2 separate regions of the Mus musculus genome follow, and region 2 is linked to region 1. A link is a loop called in an ENCODE intact Hi-C map of the cell type or tissue named here. Cell type or tissue: gastrocnemius. All regions are shown on one strand.

What was found. A loop is a pair of places that touch in the nucleus more often than their neighbours do. Peaks named below come from ENCODE experiments on the same cell type or tissue, not always from the same donor. Only the 100,000 strongest peaks of a DNase experiment are listed, where the experiment ranks them.
Region 2: a loop joins it to region 1, with 6 times the contacts of the local background. A loop is called at or near these places in 38 of 42 quality-filtered maps.

Annotation. Positions count from the first base shown.
Region 1 is chr11:100,691,706-100,699,705 of GRCm38, forward strand. It overlaps Zfp385c (zinc finger protein 385C), which reads right to left and starts at 761. Exons shown (of 9, transcript NM_001373887.1): 1 at 696-761. It overlaps Dhx58 (DEXH (Asp-Glu-X-His) box polypeptide 58), which reads right to left. Exons shown (of 13, transcript NM_030150.2): 8 at 7,501-7,754; 9 at 6,704-6,853; 10 at 6,451-6,612; 11 at 5,271-5,461; 12 at 4,410-4,506; 13 at 3,179-3,637. The coding sequence ends at 3,452. It overlaps Gm38483 (a long non-coding RNA gene), which reads left to right. Exons shown (of 5, transcript XR_880214.3): 5 at 5,321-5,824. In gastrocnemius, no CTCF peak of the experiment used is centred here; DNase peaks (open chromatin) are centred at 719 and 3,425; H3K4me3 peaks cover 671 bases.
Region 2 is chr11:100,567,586-100,575,585 of GRCm38, forward strand. Ttc25 (tetratricopeptide repeat domain 25) reads left to right here. Exons shown (of 12, transcript NM_028918.3): 11 at 2,271-2,355; 12 at 3,855-4,981. The coding sequence ends at 4,207. Cnp (2',3'-cyclic nucleotide 3' phosphodiesterase) reads left to right here and starts at 7,354. Exons shown (of 4, transcript NM_009923.2): 1 at 7,354-7,483. The coding sequence starts at 7,481. In gastrocnemius, CTCF peaks have their summits at 3,037 (motif pointing right) and 7,740 (motif pointing left); DNase peaks (open chromatin) are centred at 3,048, 7,365 and 7,688; H3K4me3 peaks cover 2,348 bases; H3K27ac peaks cover 1,811 bases.

The sequences.
Region 1 (8,000 bases):
GTGGCTCACAAGGTCCCAAATTGCCTCTCTTTTCTGACTCAGGAATCTTGGCATCACAGCTGAGTTATCTCAGATCAGGTCTCCCAGAAAACCCTCCCTGGAGTTCTGGGAGGCAGAGTCTCATCCTAAAGCCCAAATCCCACATAAGAGGGCACAGTCATCCCAGGCCTGCCTTCATTCTCAGGGTCTGACTCTAAGACACTAGGCAGGATGGACCTGCTGATCCTGGGCCCTCTGGATTCTGGCATTTCCTCATTCCCCACCTCCTCTCGCCATCTATAGCCAAGTGCAAATGATGCAGATGACCCAGGGACACCAGAAAACCCAAGTCCCACGCTGATAGGCAACAGCTGTCACTCACTTGCTCCCAGAACAGAAACCCTTCGGTTCACTCCATTACTCCGAACTGCGAATATATTGCCCTGGGACACACAAAGGGTACTTGGGGTGACGAAGTTCACCTGCTGCCCTTCGGAACATTGTAGTGTCTGCTGCCCGTTGCTGCTTTCCGCAGCCCTTGGACTCTGGCATTATCCCGTAGAGCCAGCGGCTCCCTCCAACTTCCTTAGAGTTTTATCGCACCCGCCTACCGAGCCTAGTTGTCTCTGGGTGTCCCCTAGGTTTGAGACGGGCAGGAGACAGAAGGCTCTGCCTTGTCTTTCCGAGCTGACCTCGAGATCCTCAGAGTGTCTTACCTGCAGGAAAGAGATGCAGCCGGCGGTGGCCACCTGCTCTCGCCTGGTTTGCAGCGCAAAAGCTCTGGGCTCGCGGGCCGGGGCTGGCGGGCTGGGGGCGGGGACGAGCTGGGAGGGGCGGGGTCTCCAGTCCCACCCCAGTCCTGAAGGTGAGGAGTCGGTAAGCATTTTGAGGTTGTTGAGTATAGAGCAGAGAAACAGGGCCACTGGGAGTTCCGGTTTCTTTTCTTTTATCTCTTCCTTTCCCTTCTCTCCCCGTCTCATTTGAAATAGGGTCTTATGTAGCCCAGGACTACCTTGAGCTCTTGGTCCTCTAGCCTCCACCCTCTAAATGCTAGGATTACATACATGCATGTACCACCAATCATGCTTGCTCACGTATGTGTGGGCTCTCTCTTTCCTCCCTTCTTTTTCTTTCTTTCTCCCTTCCTTCCTTCCTTTTGTCATCATCATTGTCATGTTTCTCCTCCCCCACTGCCTCTTCCTCCTCATTTGTTTTTCCCAAGGCTAGGAAGGCTGCACTCAGGCCACATTTGAATTCAACTAGCACCAGTTTTTCTTCAGCTTCCTAAGTGCCAGGAGCACTGGCAACGAACCTACACTTGACTCTCGGAGGGTTAGAAAACCTGAGTCCTCCTGACCTTATACAATTCTATCTGACAGCCTGGTCCAGATGTTCACAAGCCTGGCTCCGCCAGAAGACCCCCCACCCCCCAGCCCAAAGCAGCAACAAGAACAGATTTGCCTGAGTCTCCCTCCCCTCAGTCTGAGGGTCTCACAAAATTGAAGATGGGTGGAGACACCCTTACCCCACCCCCTCCCTAACTCCTGCCTAAAGGTCAGCAATATAAAGACCCAGTGATTAGAGAGACATTAGGCATCCATCTTTTTCCTCTCTCCTGGCAACACAGGGCCCTCCTCCAAACCCCAAACCCCCCTGGCAGGTCCCTCAGCTGTCACTGTTTAGCACTGGAATGACAGGCGTCCAGACTCCGTGAGTCCAGCCACATTCAAGGCCACTGAGCTTAGCACTCTGCCCCCGCCCCCTCCTCCATCAGTCGCTAATTTTATTGACCTGTAAAAGGCACGTTCCTGGCTGGTGGTTGGGGGGGGATGACTCCTGAAGGGACCAAGGACACTCTGAGAAAGAGTTACCCTAGTTAAGATGGCTGCCCAAAAGAGTGGCTGTGAATTTTTAGCTTTAGCCAGAAAAGACTGGGAGAAGAGAGAATCAATTCTTTTCTATGCACTTTGAGGCAGGGCAAGAATGAAGCAGAAGAGATACAGGTTGGATAACAGGAAGAACTGTCATCCTTCTGTGGAATCTGCCCTAACCCTTCCATCCCTCCCCCCCCCCAAAGGTGGCTTGTGCCTGCTGGGCCTCTTACTACAGAAATAGCCCTTTCCCTGAAGAATCAACCTAGATCTTGCCTCTATTAAAATCAGAACAAAAAAAAATTAGGCCTCTCTGATTCTCCCTGCTCCATGCCTACCTGACTCCAGCCCTCCAATACTGGCTCTCGGATGCTTTTTCTCAAGTGAGAAGGGGGGACAAGGGGGGGGGTTGAAGAGTTAGAACCTGTCACAGGGTGGCAAGGAGACAAGGACTTTACATTCTTAAAGAGCCTCAAATTGAAGCTTTTTAGATCTAGGAATGAAACCCAGAGCCGCTTCTGTGATGGGTGTGTTCTCGGCCTGTGAACCCTGTCTTGGGCACCTCAGATTTATCCTGCTGGTGATCTACATGAGAACTTGGCAGACACAGAAGACATTTTTCCTTTCATTTCTTTTTTCTTTCTTTTTTCTTCCTTCCTTCCTTTCTTTTCTTTTTTCTTTCTTTCTTTTTTTTTTTTTTTTTTTTGAGACAACCCCAGGCGGACCTCAAACATACAATGTAGCCAAGGATGGCTTTAAACTTATCTTAGCTACAGTTATTATTCATTGTGTGTGCATGTGTGTGCCGGAGTGTGTGTGTGTGTTTGTGTGTGTGTGTGTGTGTGTGTGTGTGTGTGCTGGAGTATTTATGACTGCACTAGGATGCATGGGAGGAGGTCAGAGAAACAAGTTGGTGGCCCTCACCTTCCCCCAAGTTGGTCCTGGGGGATTGAACTCAGTCAGTCAGGCCTGTAGGCAATACTTTACCCAGTGAACGATCTCATCAGAGCATCCTCCTGTCTCTACCCCTCCAGTGTTTAGAATCCAGGTAGGCACTCGCCATGCTGGCTTTATGCAGTTCTGGACATCAAACCCTGGGCTTTGTACACTGTAGGCTGAGCTCTGACAACTCAGCTAGTCCAAAGGGTAATATTTTAACATTAAAATTTACTCAAGCAGGTAAGTGTGCAAAGAGGGGTAGAAGATAGGCCTTACAGTGGAAACAAAGACATCTGCGAGGGTGCGTTCATCTCTTGACTAGGAGGAGGCATGGCACACTAATGAAGCTTATTTTCCATCAATTACACTTCAAAATAAAAACCGTTACATATTCTCTACTACACCTTTAATTTATGAAGAGCCTCAAAAACAAAAACAAAACCTACAAGGTGCTTGGGCAAGGGAGGGATGTTGTAGTTCTTAGAACATCATGGCATAATAATTCTCCTGCGTTCATCTTCCAACTCCATCCAATGTGTTTAAGATCTCTGCAGCAGAATAAAGGGGTACCCTGACCAGAGTGCTAGCCAGGGGAAGGAGGATGGCTTGCTGGACTCTCCTGCCCCCTGCAGTTTGACCTAGGTACTGCAGTCACAAGGGGGTCAGTCCAGGGAGAGCTCAGACAGGCTTTGTGTGCAGTCCTGCAGGATATCGAAGACTGGTATGGAGAAAGGCACCCGGGACCACTTTTTGGCCTGGATCTTCCCTCGAGGTGTTTCCAGTAGTATGCTTCCGATTTTGAGCACTGGCAAGGTCACTGATTTGTAGATCATCTGGAAGCCCCAGACCTGATGGTGGAACAGATGGAAGCACGTGGCTTTCTATCCTTAAACTGGACTTCTGTGATGACCAGCCCCATATCTACCACCAGAGGCCATCATGCAGGAGGCTCCCTAAGACAGGACTATAATGAAATTTTTGGTTTCTTTAAAAACACAGATTCATGAGAGTGTTTTAATTTTAATCCCAGGTGTGTAATATGGGGCGGCCTTGGATTGTCCACAGCAAATGACAGTGATTTGCTTGGTGCTCTAGCAAGGGTGTGGTTTTGACGTCTGGAAGTCTGGGGACCCTTCAGAGGGTGTATAAATGCTAGAGCAAAGATAGAAGAGGCTAGTTGGTGGTTGGATGATGTTGGTTGCATTGGGTACAAAGAGATGAAAAGAAGAAATTAGATATCCTGACAGTGAAGATCATACTGGCCCCAAGGAACTCGATGCCCCAAATCATCAGGAAGTTGTCTACCGATAATATCGCCCCCTTCCCCCTCTATCCTTTTTTTCTCTCCTACCTAGGGTTAGGGGCTTGAAAGGGTGAATAAAGAAGTGAAGAAGGGTGGAAGAAAAAGGAACATGCAAAATAGTAAAAGGTCAAGCTACAGGGGACTACAGGACAGACGGCGGGTCTCTCAGACAGAAGGACAGAGGGTCTCCCAGAGCAGGCGTGGTTCCCACCTGGGGTGACGACTGGAAGGTGCAGCTAGGCCTCCTTTCCCAAACCAAGGGCCTCTGGAGTCCAGGGCTGAGGGCTCTTTGCCTTGGGCTATAGCCTTTTACTTACCTCCCCACAGTTACTGCACCTGATGGTTCCTCCAGGTCTCCAGTCCTTAAAGACCTTGTTAATGACCACAGGGTTCTGGGAGGTGGTATAGTAGACCCTAGAAAGAATGGAGTAGACAGAGCCCTTCTGGAGCCCCTGAACCCCAGATTCCATGTCCTGTAACTGGCTGAGTCCCTCCCAAGACATCTGACCTTTCTGCCTGTCAAGATAGAGAATTTCCCAGAATCAGGAACTCTAGTCCCCAGGAGGATTGGCCTGCCCTGTCCACACCCTATTCCTGCATCCAGAGAACATCCTTGGATCCCGAGCCCCATCCCTGCCATCATTCCTCTCAGGGTAATTATGCTCTCTCACTTCTGCCTAGACTCATTTCCCGTGTTTAAACCCCATCACCCTCCTTCTCCTACCTAGGTGACATATAACTTATGTTCCAAATATTGAAAAAGATACTGCAGCTGGGTGGTGGTGGCGGCGCACGCCTTTAATCCCAGCACTTGGGAGGCAGAGGCAGGCGGATTTCTGAGTTTGAGGCCAGCCTGGTCTACAGAGTGAGTTCCAGGATAGCCAGGGCTATACAGAGAAACCCTGTCTCCAAAAACCAAAAAAAAAAAAAAAAAAAAAAAAAAAAATTCTCCCTAGCCTACTGAGTGACATAGACAGGCTACCTCACCCGACAGTTAAACTTTTCTTGATATCCTGAGAGTGGGTAGGGTCAAGGACTCAGGTCATGGCTAAATTCTTTGTATCCTAAATTCTAGTTCTCTTTGTTGGGGATAAAACCTGCTTGCTAAAACACTTTTTAGCTTGCCACACCCGGTAAAAAGCCCTTCTGCATCCTGCAAGCCCTCCCATGGCTCTCACGAGAAGTTGGGGTTCACATTGACGTGGTGGGTGCCCTCCACTTTCCGCAGGTCACTCCCGTAGCCCACGGCCACCATACAGTTGATGCAGAGAAGTTGCACGTGCTCCGGTAGGAACTGCCCCTGCTGGATCTCCCGATGGGCCGCGCGTGCTGCCCGCTTAACTAGAGATGCTTGCTGCAAGTCCCGGATCTGGAGAAGAGGGCGGGGGACAGGACTTGGACATGGACACCAAGAGACCCAACCTCAGGAAAGTTCTCAGAGTTCCCAAAGACCCCAGATCATTTGTACCCGGACCCAGAAGGGACTTCTTGTTTGAGACAGGGTCTCTCACTGAACCTGAAGCTCCCTGACTCAGATAAGCTGGCTGGCCAGCAAGCCCAGAAATCCTCCTGTCTGTCTTCCCAGAGTTAACACATTGCTGTACCCAGACTTTTACTGGACTGGGAATTCAGGTCCTTGTGCTTGTGTTACCCTTGACTGACTGAGTCATCTCCCCGTTCCTGTTAATGTTGTGTTGTATTCATCCTTTAAAAAATGTCATGCATAGCTTTTTTTGCTTGTTTGTTTTTATCTTTTTTGTTTGTTTGTTTTTCGAGACAGGATTTCTCTGTGTAGCCCTGGCTGTCCTGGAACTCACTTTGTAGCCCAGGCTGGCCTTGAACTCAGAAATCCACCTGCCTCTGCCTCCCAAGCGCTGGGATTAAAAGCGTGCGCTACCACTGCCCGGCTGTTTGTCTGTTTGTTTGTTTAAATCTATCATGGGATGGCATTATGCTAAAACAACAGCACTAAAGAAAATGGCTTGGATGCTGCTTCTGAGATTAGGACATTATCTGTCCGGATCTTACCTACCACCTGTGTTTTTGTTTCCTTCTATTTCCAGAAAGGCTCTCACAAATATATAAAGTATCTGTTTCCCGTCCCCCAGCCCTTTCCCCCAGCACCCTCACATAATTCAGGCTGGCCTCCAACCAAGGATAAGGGCACACCTGGGACAAGGCCTATTTTCTAAGGTCATGCAGAGGACAGGCATCGCCTTCTCTGGCAACAGTTACCATGGCCTTGATCTTTCTCTGCCTGGTATAAAAGTTCCCTAAGTGATCCTGGAGGGGACCCAGGAGTGTGTGGATGCAGTCAGAGCCTCAGGCTCTCAGAGGCTGCTGCAGGCTGCCGCTGACCTTGGCCTTGAACTCATCAGGGTCCATCTTCTGTACAGCAGCCACAGCCTTCTCCATCAGCACCTCCAGAGCCTCATTGGTTAGCTCCCGCTTCATCTCCCGACTGCCCTCTGTAGCCAGGAAGGAGTACACACTCTGACCAGCTCGAGCACGACCCCGGGCCTGGGAAAAATGACAAAGGTGAGGGAGATGTGGGCTGGGATCCATATGGGATCCTTCCAGGGCTGCAGTGGGTAGCAGGGCTTAAGTGTACCTGGACCATGGAGATCTCATTGGTCAGGAGCCCATAGCGCACCACCACATTGCACTGAGCGATATCCAGCCCCTCCTCTGCCACACTTGTGGCCACTAGAAGGCTCAGGATACCATCCCTGAACTCCTGGATCACTTCCTGCTGGTCTTTCTGTTGGAGGGTTCAGGGAGAAAGAAAAGGTTTACGGGAACCCAGAGTCCCAGTCTGTCCCAAGGTTATCCCCAAGATTATGCTGGCCTTTCCTAGTGACCCGTAATCCCTAGGACACTTTTTTCTCCCTCCCTCCCTTATAAAAGACAGATTCTTCAAATATCCTAAGCTGGCCTTGAACTTGCTGTTGTAGACAAGAACCACCTTGACCCTCTGGGTCTATTGCCTCCATCTGTCATCTGAGTGCTGGGATTACAACACACTACCACACCTGGCTTATGGCTCTGTGCTTGTGAGGCAAGCATCCTACCAGACCCCTTCCCTAGTGACCTCTAAAAGTCCCTGCCTAACCCCTATCCCCCATAAAGGATCCCATATCCCTGATCCTCTGCCCTGAGAAGCCATACCACCTACTCATTTTTTTTTTCTACAGGCCCTTGGGTCCCTGCTACTCCATCCCCTGGGACTTTAGGCAGGGGGAAACTTAAGCGAAAGAGGGTGGTGGTGGGGAGTGTCTCTGTTTAATCCCAGCTCTCTGGTCTCTTGTCTAGGAAGATTCAATCCCTCTTCCCCAGAACCCTGCTACGGTATGGAAAACCCTGTTCCCCTTTCTCCCCTGTGAAATGCCTCCAGCCACGGCCCAACACCTGGGTCATGTGTGTGCTCTGGCTTGTGTTCCCTGCTCCGATCAGCATCTGCGGCTTGATGCCCACAGTCTGTAGGCAAGGCTGCTGCCGAAGCCAGAGCAGGAGGGAGGAAGCAGTCTGACGGGTTCTGGTGAAGATGATACCCCGAGTGTGGCCAGGACTCCCAAACTGCTTCAGTAAGATCCTTTCCAGCATCTCCAACTTCGGGTTCTCAGGACCCCGAGCTGCTAGCTGGCCCAGCACATTTTTATGGTCTGAAAATACCAAAACAGAGGCAACAGGGCTCAGGCCTGGGTGGACAGGGTGCTCGCAGGACAGTTGTTGGCAGAGAAGACACCTGATTCTGCTCATTCCCTGAGATTATTATTCCCTAAGCACACTTTAAGAACACATCTCCATTTACTCTCAAGGCCAGCCTTACAGGAGACATTCTGTATAGAATCCATTGCTCACAGACCCCAGACCAGCAGTCCTCAATACCACCACTAGGACCTTTGCAT
Region 2 (8,000 bases), 120 kb before region 1:
TCCCCTAACAGACTGTCTTGTGCCCATGAACAAGCACTTTAATCTCTGTCTAGAATTTTCTTTTTTTTTTTTTAAAGATTTATTTATTTATTATATGTAAGTACACTGTAGTTGTCTTCAGACACACCAGAAGAGGGCATCAGATCTCATTATGGGTGGTTGTGAGCCACCATGTGGTTGCTGGGATTTGAACTTCGGACCTTCGGAAGAGCAGTCGGGTGCTTTTACCCACTGAGCCATCTCACCAGCCCCCTGTCTAGAATTTTCTAAGTCCTCCTAGGTTTGACCCTTCCCCTTCCAGGAAGCTCTCGGCTAACTCCTAAGTGTTAGCTTCGAGATCCTCTCCCAGGGGACCTTCCATGACCCCCTCAGTTTTCAGTCACCCAGCCCCGCCCAGGAAGCAGCTGCAGAGTTCGGTTTCTTACTCATTAGCCATATTTCAAGTGCCCGGCAGCCACGCGTAGCTGGTGGGACCGCATGGTACAGATGGAGAGTAGTCCCACTATTGCAGGCATTCCTGGTGGGCAGTGCCAGCCTAGACTAGAAGTGCCAGGGGGCAGAGTCCACAAGTTGAGTGAGGCAAAGCCAGGAGGTAGCTCAGGCTTGTCCAGCCCCGCCCCCACCTGTCTCCTCCCAAAGATACTGTTCCAGGTGGACCTCAGCCAAGTCCCATAAAGCCCTCTTCAGGGGTCCCCCACCTACCTCTTCTTGACCACCAGGTTCCTCAGGCGCTTTTCACAGGGAAGTTCTGGAGGCACACAGGTACAGGCATCCCCCCAGTATAATCATCTGCTAGAGTGGGTTTTGATGGGGGTGCCTCTCCTCTGAAGCAGGCCCCTGCTGAGAGGCCAGAGCACACAACTCAGCAGCACTGGCATGGCCAAGGGGGCCAGACTGGAGACACGGGTAGCAGCAGGAGCTTGAGAAAGGAGCAGGTCACCTTGTCAGTGACACCCCGAGGATGCACCCAATAGGAGATAGGCCTCAGGCTGAGCTTTGGAGGACAAGCAGGATTGGTCTGGAATAGCGGGGCACAGGGTGGGGGCAGAGAGCTGTGCTGGAGGGACAGGGGGTGCCAGAGAAGAGACCTTTTGGGAGGAAAGTTTATGATGTGGTGAGGCCAATACTTTCATATCGCAGTAGAAAAATCCCTCCCAAGAGACCCCCAGTGAACACCCCTGCTTCTTCTGTATTTCTCAGGGTAGCTTAGGCCTGACATATCGCTGCCCAGTTCTCGTTGAGGGACAGTCCCCGTGACACACACCTCAGAATGCCCACCTTCACTCCAGCCCTGCCACGTGTGTGCTCCACGAGTCTCGCTTGTGGCCCCTCTGACTTGATCCTCTCCCACATGACCACCCATGGAGAGCACAAGTATTTACCTTGCAGTTATTGTGGTAAGGTGGGCTGAGCCCATGCCTGTCTGGCTGTGATCCTGGCCCCATGTGAAGTTTAGTGTCCGCACAAAAACCAAGGCAAAAGCATAAGCCCTTGTCTGTGACCAAGGAGAGTGGGAGCGAGAGCCCTGGTCTCCTGGGAGGCAGGGCTTGGGGCTCTCCGAGAGGCAGCGCTGAGGTTACCCTGAAGGCTGGGCATTGACTTCATTAATTGATCCTCCGTGGCTCCTTGTGGGACCAGGTCTGAGACCCCTCCACCTACCCCTGCCTCTTGCGTTACCATTTCTAGATATGAAACCCAACTGGGCAGGCCCCAGAACCATGTTGTCCACCAGGCATCCAGTTACACATATCCTAAAGCCTCAGTATCCTAGAGCTCAGTGCCAGCCTCTGAGATGACTGACAAAGATGGAGGCTCTTCAAGACCTCACAGAAAGCAGGGTGTGGGGACATGCTTATAATCCCATCAGAGGCAGAAGCTGCAGCTCGGACCGACATACTTAATGAGTCCCTGTTTCAATTTAAAAAAAAAAAAGATTTATTTATTACTATACATAAATACACGGTAGCTGTCTTCAGACACACCAGAAGAGGGCGTCAGATCTCATTATGGGTGGTTGTGAGCCACCATGTGGTTGCTAGGATTTGAACTCAGGATCTTCAGAAGAGCAGTCAGTGCTCTTAACTGCTGACTCATCTCCCCAGCCCAAGAGACCCTGTTTCAAAACAAAAAGCAACCAGGTGGCGCATGTAATCCCAGCATGTAGCAAGTAGAGGCAGGAATTTGAGGCCAGCCTGGGATAGAGAGCAATAGCCTGTCTCCAAAAAAAAAAAAAAAAAGAAAGTGTTCACCAGCTCCTCTGACTTCCACAGGCCTTGGACGATGCCAACAAGGGCATCATCGAAGAACTTAAGAAAACGAACTACAGGGAGATACTCAGGGAAAAGGCAGAGAGACGTGAGTCACTACCCCTTCCGTCCCTCCCCCACCCTTCTCTGCCAGTTATCCTGCCTCACTCACCAGTCACTCCCAAGGCCAGGTTGGCATTGCCCTCTGAGTATGCTCACTCACGCAGTTGCCAACAGCAGCTGAATCTCTTCCTGGATCAGGACGGGGATGGCCTGGCTTTGCCCCCAGCCCAGCTGCCCTGTAACTTCGTTCTTCCTTCTTCCATTCTGTCTTCAGGTTATTCGTGGGGTATTTACCATTTTTATCACTTGCAGTGTGCCAGGTAGGTGTTAGATTCTCAGACAGACCAGGGACTCTTCTCTGCAGGGCCCACAGCCCACAGGACCATTACTCTGTAGCAGGGAATGGCCATCACTTCCTGACGTTCCTCTAGTCTCTCCCCACCAAGTCCTGGGTTTACAGGTGTTTGCCTCCAGTTCTCAGGGCTCAGGACTCAGGGTCATCCATCCATTGCACCATCTCTCCAGTGCCTGCCTCGTGGTAGCTGATTCCCTCAAAGAGAGGTCAGTCCTCTGTTTGGAGATTGCATGGAGCAGTTAAAAAGCCACTGGAGTGATGGATAGGGGCTGGGGAGTGGGGGGTGGGCAGAAAAGCAACTTCTCCTCTGGGCCAGCCACAGGCAGAGGAAAGACCTCATGCCTTCTCATGGGGGCACTTCCTTCTCTGAACAGAAGAGGGCACTGTTGTCTATCTTTTTACCTTGGGATGGCTGAGCCCCTTTTCCACTGACTTCGCCATGAGCGGCTTCCAGGAAGAAGAGCATGAAGGATACCCAGGATGCGATGGTGACTTTTCTGTATTTATCAGCCAAGGAGCAAGAATCATTAAGACGGCGGCTCTCCAGCAGCCCCTCTTACTCACAGCCTGCTCACATGTTTACAAAAGAACTGGACACTGACTGCTCCCCAGGGACAAACACAATGGTGGCAGGATGGGGCCAGTGGGGGGGGAGAAAAAAAAAAAAGACCCCGTGTCCCCTGTCAACACCTATGCCATTTTTGTCCAGGAAGGAAGGATGTCTTTTGCATCACAGCAGTGGGAGGCAGGGTTGTGGGAAGATCTGATACAGTGTGACAGTACCATTGTGGGAGGGTCTGATACAGTGTGACAGTACCAGAGCAGTGGCTGCTCACAGGGCATGGAGCAAAGAGTAAAGCACCAGTGCCATTTCCTGTAGGGAAAGAAGCCTGTGTTCTTGGGTCAGGCCGTCCAGGGTTCTAATTCTGGTTTCGGTCTTTCTTGGACTGTGGTGAGTTCTCCTTTGTGCCAGTATCGGGCTCCCTTGCAATTGCGTGGTAATCCAGCGGTGTGACATATGCGGTGGCATCTCACCCGATGGCACAGCAGAGCCTCTCCGGGACCCGAGCAATGATTGGCTCCCTCCCTTGGAAAGAGTGTGACATGTGACACCATGTGACCGAGGCCACCCTCAGGTCTTTGCATGGGCCGCGCGTTTCACCCTGCACCCACCCCGTTCTGTTTTTCAGAGGACATCATGTCACAGATGGATTTGCAGGGAGCATCTGAGAAGGAGCCGCTGCGAGGGCGAGAGGAGCAGGAGAGGGTGGTGAAGCAGTGGGAGAGGGACCAGGAAAGTGAGAGAGAAGCCACGGATGACGAGCAAGACAGGAAAAGCTCGGGAGGACTCAGCAAAAAACTGTTGGGAGACGGTCACTCGTCAAACCTAGGGATTAGGAGAGAGTCCAGAGAAATCTACAGAAGGCTCTCGGACTACTCCAGCCACCTACCCTCAGAGGACGGCAGCCAAAAACAAGAGAAGAAACAAGCAGAAGCAGCCAAAGGGGAGGTCCAAAAGTTGGAGAAGACAAAAGAGGAATAATCTAAAGCCCAGGCTACTTAACAACAGAGAAGGGATGAAGACCGCTCAGTAGGCTCCGAGGTTCAGGCGGACAGTGTTCCCAGGTGTTTTGGAGAGGAAACACTGGGAGACTCACTCCTACAGACCCCCCGCCCCCGTTTCTCCATTAAATATGCGCCTTTAACTTTTATAGATCTTGAGTGACACTGTGCTGCCTCCCACCCCTCGTTCTCAGTAGGGACCAATGGAAGAGATGAGCAGGGTGGGTGGAGAAGCAGGTGAGTGTCTGAGAGCGCAGAACCCTGAAAGAACAGGAAAGGAAAGCCCCGAGAACCGTTGACTCAGTTTCCCCAGGATGTACAAGGCTTGGGAGTGGGGTGGAGATATACAGAAACCCCAGCTCTGCTGACATCATCCATCTTATAAAGCCTGTAGGCCTTCAGAGTAGATTGGAGTAAAAGCTGTGTCTACCGGCAGACTGTCTGGGAGAAGAGTCCCAGAATGTGCGGCCTCCTCTGTGCAGCCTTAAGCTGCCCTGGGAATATTATGTTCTAGAACAGCACAGAAATCCCACTGAGAAGGCTGTGACTTCCTAGAGTTAGCGAATAAACATCTGGCCTCAAAAGGATCAGCCTGGGCTGGAGAGATGGCTCAGTGGTTAACAGCAGTCCTGAGTTCAATTCCCAGCAACCATGTGGTGGCTCACAACTGTCTGTAATGGGATCTGATGCCCTCTTCTAGTGGATCTGAAAACAGCAACAGTGTTCTCATACACATAAAATAAATAAATAAATCTGGAAAAAAAAAAGATCAGGCCATCTTAGGGTTTTAACTACTGTGAACAGACACCGTGACCAAGGCAACTCTTAGACAACATTTAATTGGGGATGGTGGTTTACAGGTTCAGACGATTATTATTAAGGTGGGATTGTGGCAGAATCCAGGCAGGCTGGAGGACCTGAGAGTTCTATATCTTCATCTGAAGGCTGCTATGAGAAGACTGACTTCCAGGAAGCTAGAATGAGGGTCTTAAAGCCCATGTCCACAGTGACACACTTTCTCCAACAGAGTCACACCTCCTAATGGTGCCACACCCTGGGCCAAGCATATACAAACCATCATGCAAGGCCTTTGCCATGTGGTCCAGAAGCAGGGATAAAGATGACTTAGGCTGGATGAAGCCAGGATTCCAGTCAAGTGAGAGGCAATTCAAAGGCAGAATGACTTTGGTCCCCAAACTTATCCCCAGGTCAAGTCCAGGAACTTGTGCCTACTAGACAAGTCTTCTAACACCAAGCTATAGTCCCAGTCCCTAGATAAAAGTATTTTAAATCATGTCTTTTTAAAATTACATTTTAAATGAGGCCGGAGAGATAGCGCAGAGGCTAAGAGCAAGGGCTGCTCTTTAAGAGGACCTGAGTTCAATTCCCAGCAACCACATGGCAGCTCACACCTGTCTATAACTCTAGTTCCAGAAGGTTCTAAACCCCCACATAGACACATATGCAGGCGAAACACCAATACACATAAAATAAAACTCATCTATTAAGCCAGGCAGTGGTGGTACACATTGTTAGTCCCAGCATCAGGGAGGCAGAGGCAGCCGGATCTCTGTGAGTTTGAGGCCAGCCTGGTCTACACAGTGAATTCCAGGATAGCCAGAGCTGGACAGAGAGATCTCTCAAAGAAATAAAAAGTACATTTTAATTTATTTTTGTGTGCATTTATGTGTGCGGACCTACACACCTACTACCTGCCTGTGGCTGTCAGAGAAGAACAAGTCGAGGGAGTTGGTTTTCTATCATTCATGGCCTAGAAGTTCAACTCAGGGTAACGTGGCCATGTTAACAAAGCTATATCTCAACTGCTCCTGAGAAATTATATATAATTATATATCCGTTTGTTTTGTTTTGTTTTGTTGAGACAGGGTGTCTCTCTGTAGGCCTGGCTGTCCTGGAACTCACTCTGCAGATCAGGCTGGCCTGGAACTCACTGAGATCTGCTTGCCTCTGCCTCCCAAGTGCTGGGATTAAAGAAAAAAGTGAAAGTGAACAATGTCACCACGTCCTCGAAGCTAGGATGCACTTGCCTAGCTTGCAGGAACCCCAGCATCTTAAACAGCTGACATGTTCTTGTATGTATGAATTTCCAGCAAGAGGATAAGAAGTTCAAGGTCACCCTTTGTTACATAGAGAGTTTGAACTTAGCCTGGGTTACATGAGATTCATCTTTAAAACAAACCTTTTTTGGGGGATATCCAGCAAAGAAGACTGCTTAGACCCAAGCGGAAGCCAATAGAAAGTCTTTATTAGCCAGCCCCTCAGCCCCTTCACTAGACTTTTTTTTTTTTTTTTTTTTTTTTCCTGAGACAGGGTTTCTCTGTGTAGACCTGGCTGTCCTGGAACTCACCCTGTAGACCAGGCTGGCCTTGAACTCAGAAATCCACCTGCCTCTGCCTTCCAAGTGCTGGGATTAAAGGTGTGTGCCACCACCACCCAGCACTTTTCTCAGGGTAGGCTTTTAATCATAAAAACCACATCCTGTGTTGACACACCTAAGTCAGAAGCAGACTATAGGAGCCAAAAATCAAGGTTAGGACATTTAGGGCCTTTCCCAGAATTATGGACTTTGATGAATTAGGTCTTTGTTTTTGTTTTAGGAGGCGGTGATGCCTATCGGCCTGGTTTCGTGGCCTGAATGGTACTTCCTTCACATGTCAGTTGTGATAAGGTCTATGAGCCTGTTTCAAAATTTTAAACTATCTGACTGCACCCATTTCATCCCAGCCTGCCTGGGAACCCAGGAAAGGCAACTGCCTCCTGTTTTAAGAGTTCATCTCTCTCCTGGTGATGTCTTTAATCCAAGCACTTGGGAGGCAGAGGCAGGCAGATCTCTGTACCAGGCCAGCCTGATCTACATGGTGAGTTCCAGGACAGTCAGGGCTACATAGTGAGTTCCTGTCTCAGAGAAGGGAAAAAGTTAAACTTTAACTTTTAAGGAACAAAGAGGTGGCGTGGCGGACTCTTTCTTGGCATTGAGAGTCCAGGTGTGCTTTTACTTTCTGCCAAGGCTCAGACCGCTGCTTCCTGGCACTCAGGTTTCCATTCCCCGGGGGCGCGTGCGCAGAGGCTCGGGCTGACCCCGCCCTGTCCGCGCGCCCCGCCCCCAGGCTATGAAAGGGACCCTGCGTGGGGGGGCCCCGGACACCCGGAGACGCCCGTGTCCCTCACGCAGGCGGGCGGCCCCGGAGACATAGTACCCGCAAAGGCGGTGACGGCGGTGCGCCCACTCATCATGGTGAGCGCAGCGCGTGCGTGGGGGCCGGGGCGGGAGAGAGGCTAACTGAAAGCGAGATTCTTGGGGATGCATGGGCAGAAGTAGTTTGCAAATGAGGACACCAGGTTCCGGAGTTGAAGTTGCCTCTGGGTCCTCCAAGGCAGCCCTAAGGCAAGGGGCGCGAGCGGGGATATTTTGGGGGAGTCTTAGTGTCTTTGGAGAAGGAAATATCGCCGCAGGGAAGTGAAAGTCGATGCTCCTTGGCGACACCAGCTGGCAAATGGGTCTGGGTAGCACCAGAGAGTGCAGGGCTGTTGTGGAGCCCGCGCTGGGAGTGGGTTCCTGCACAAGGCTATAGAGAAGCCAGAAGCCAGCTAAATTCTCAGGGGCGGAAGCCGTTGTAGATGACAACTGAAACCGCTATGTCTTGTTTTTGTCAGAGAGGTGCTGCTAACACACAGCAGAATAGGGGGCACAGATCTCTGAATACAGGTGCCCTGTGCCCTAATCCTACAGATTGGGGGAGGGGGCGCACTGA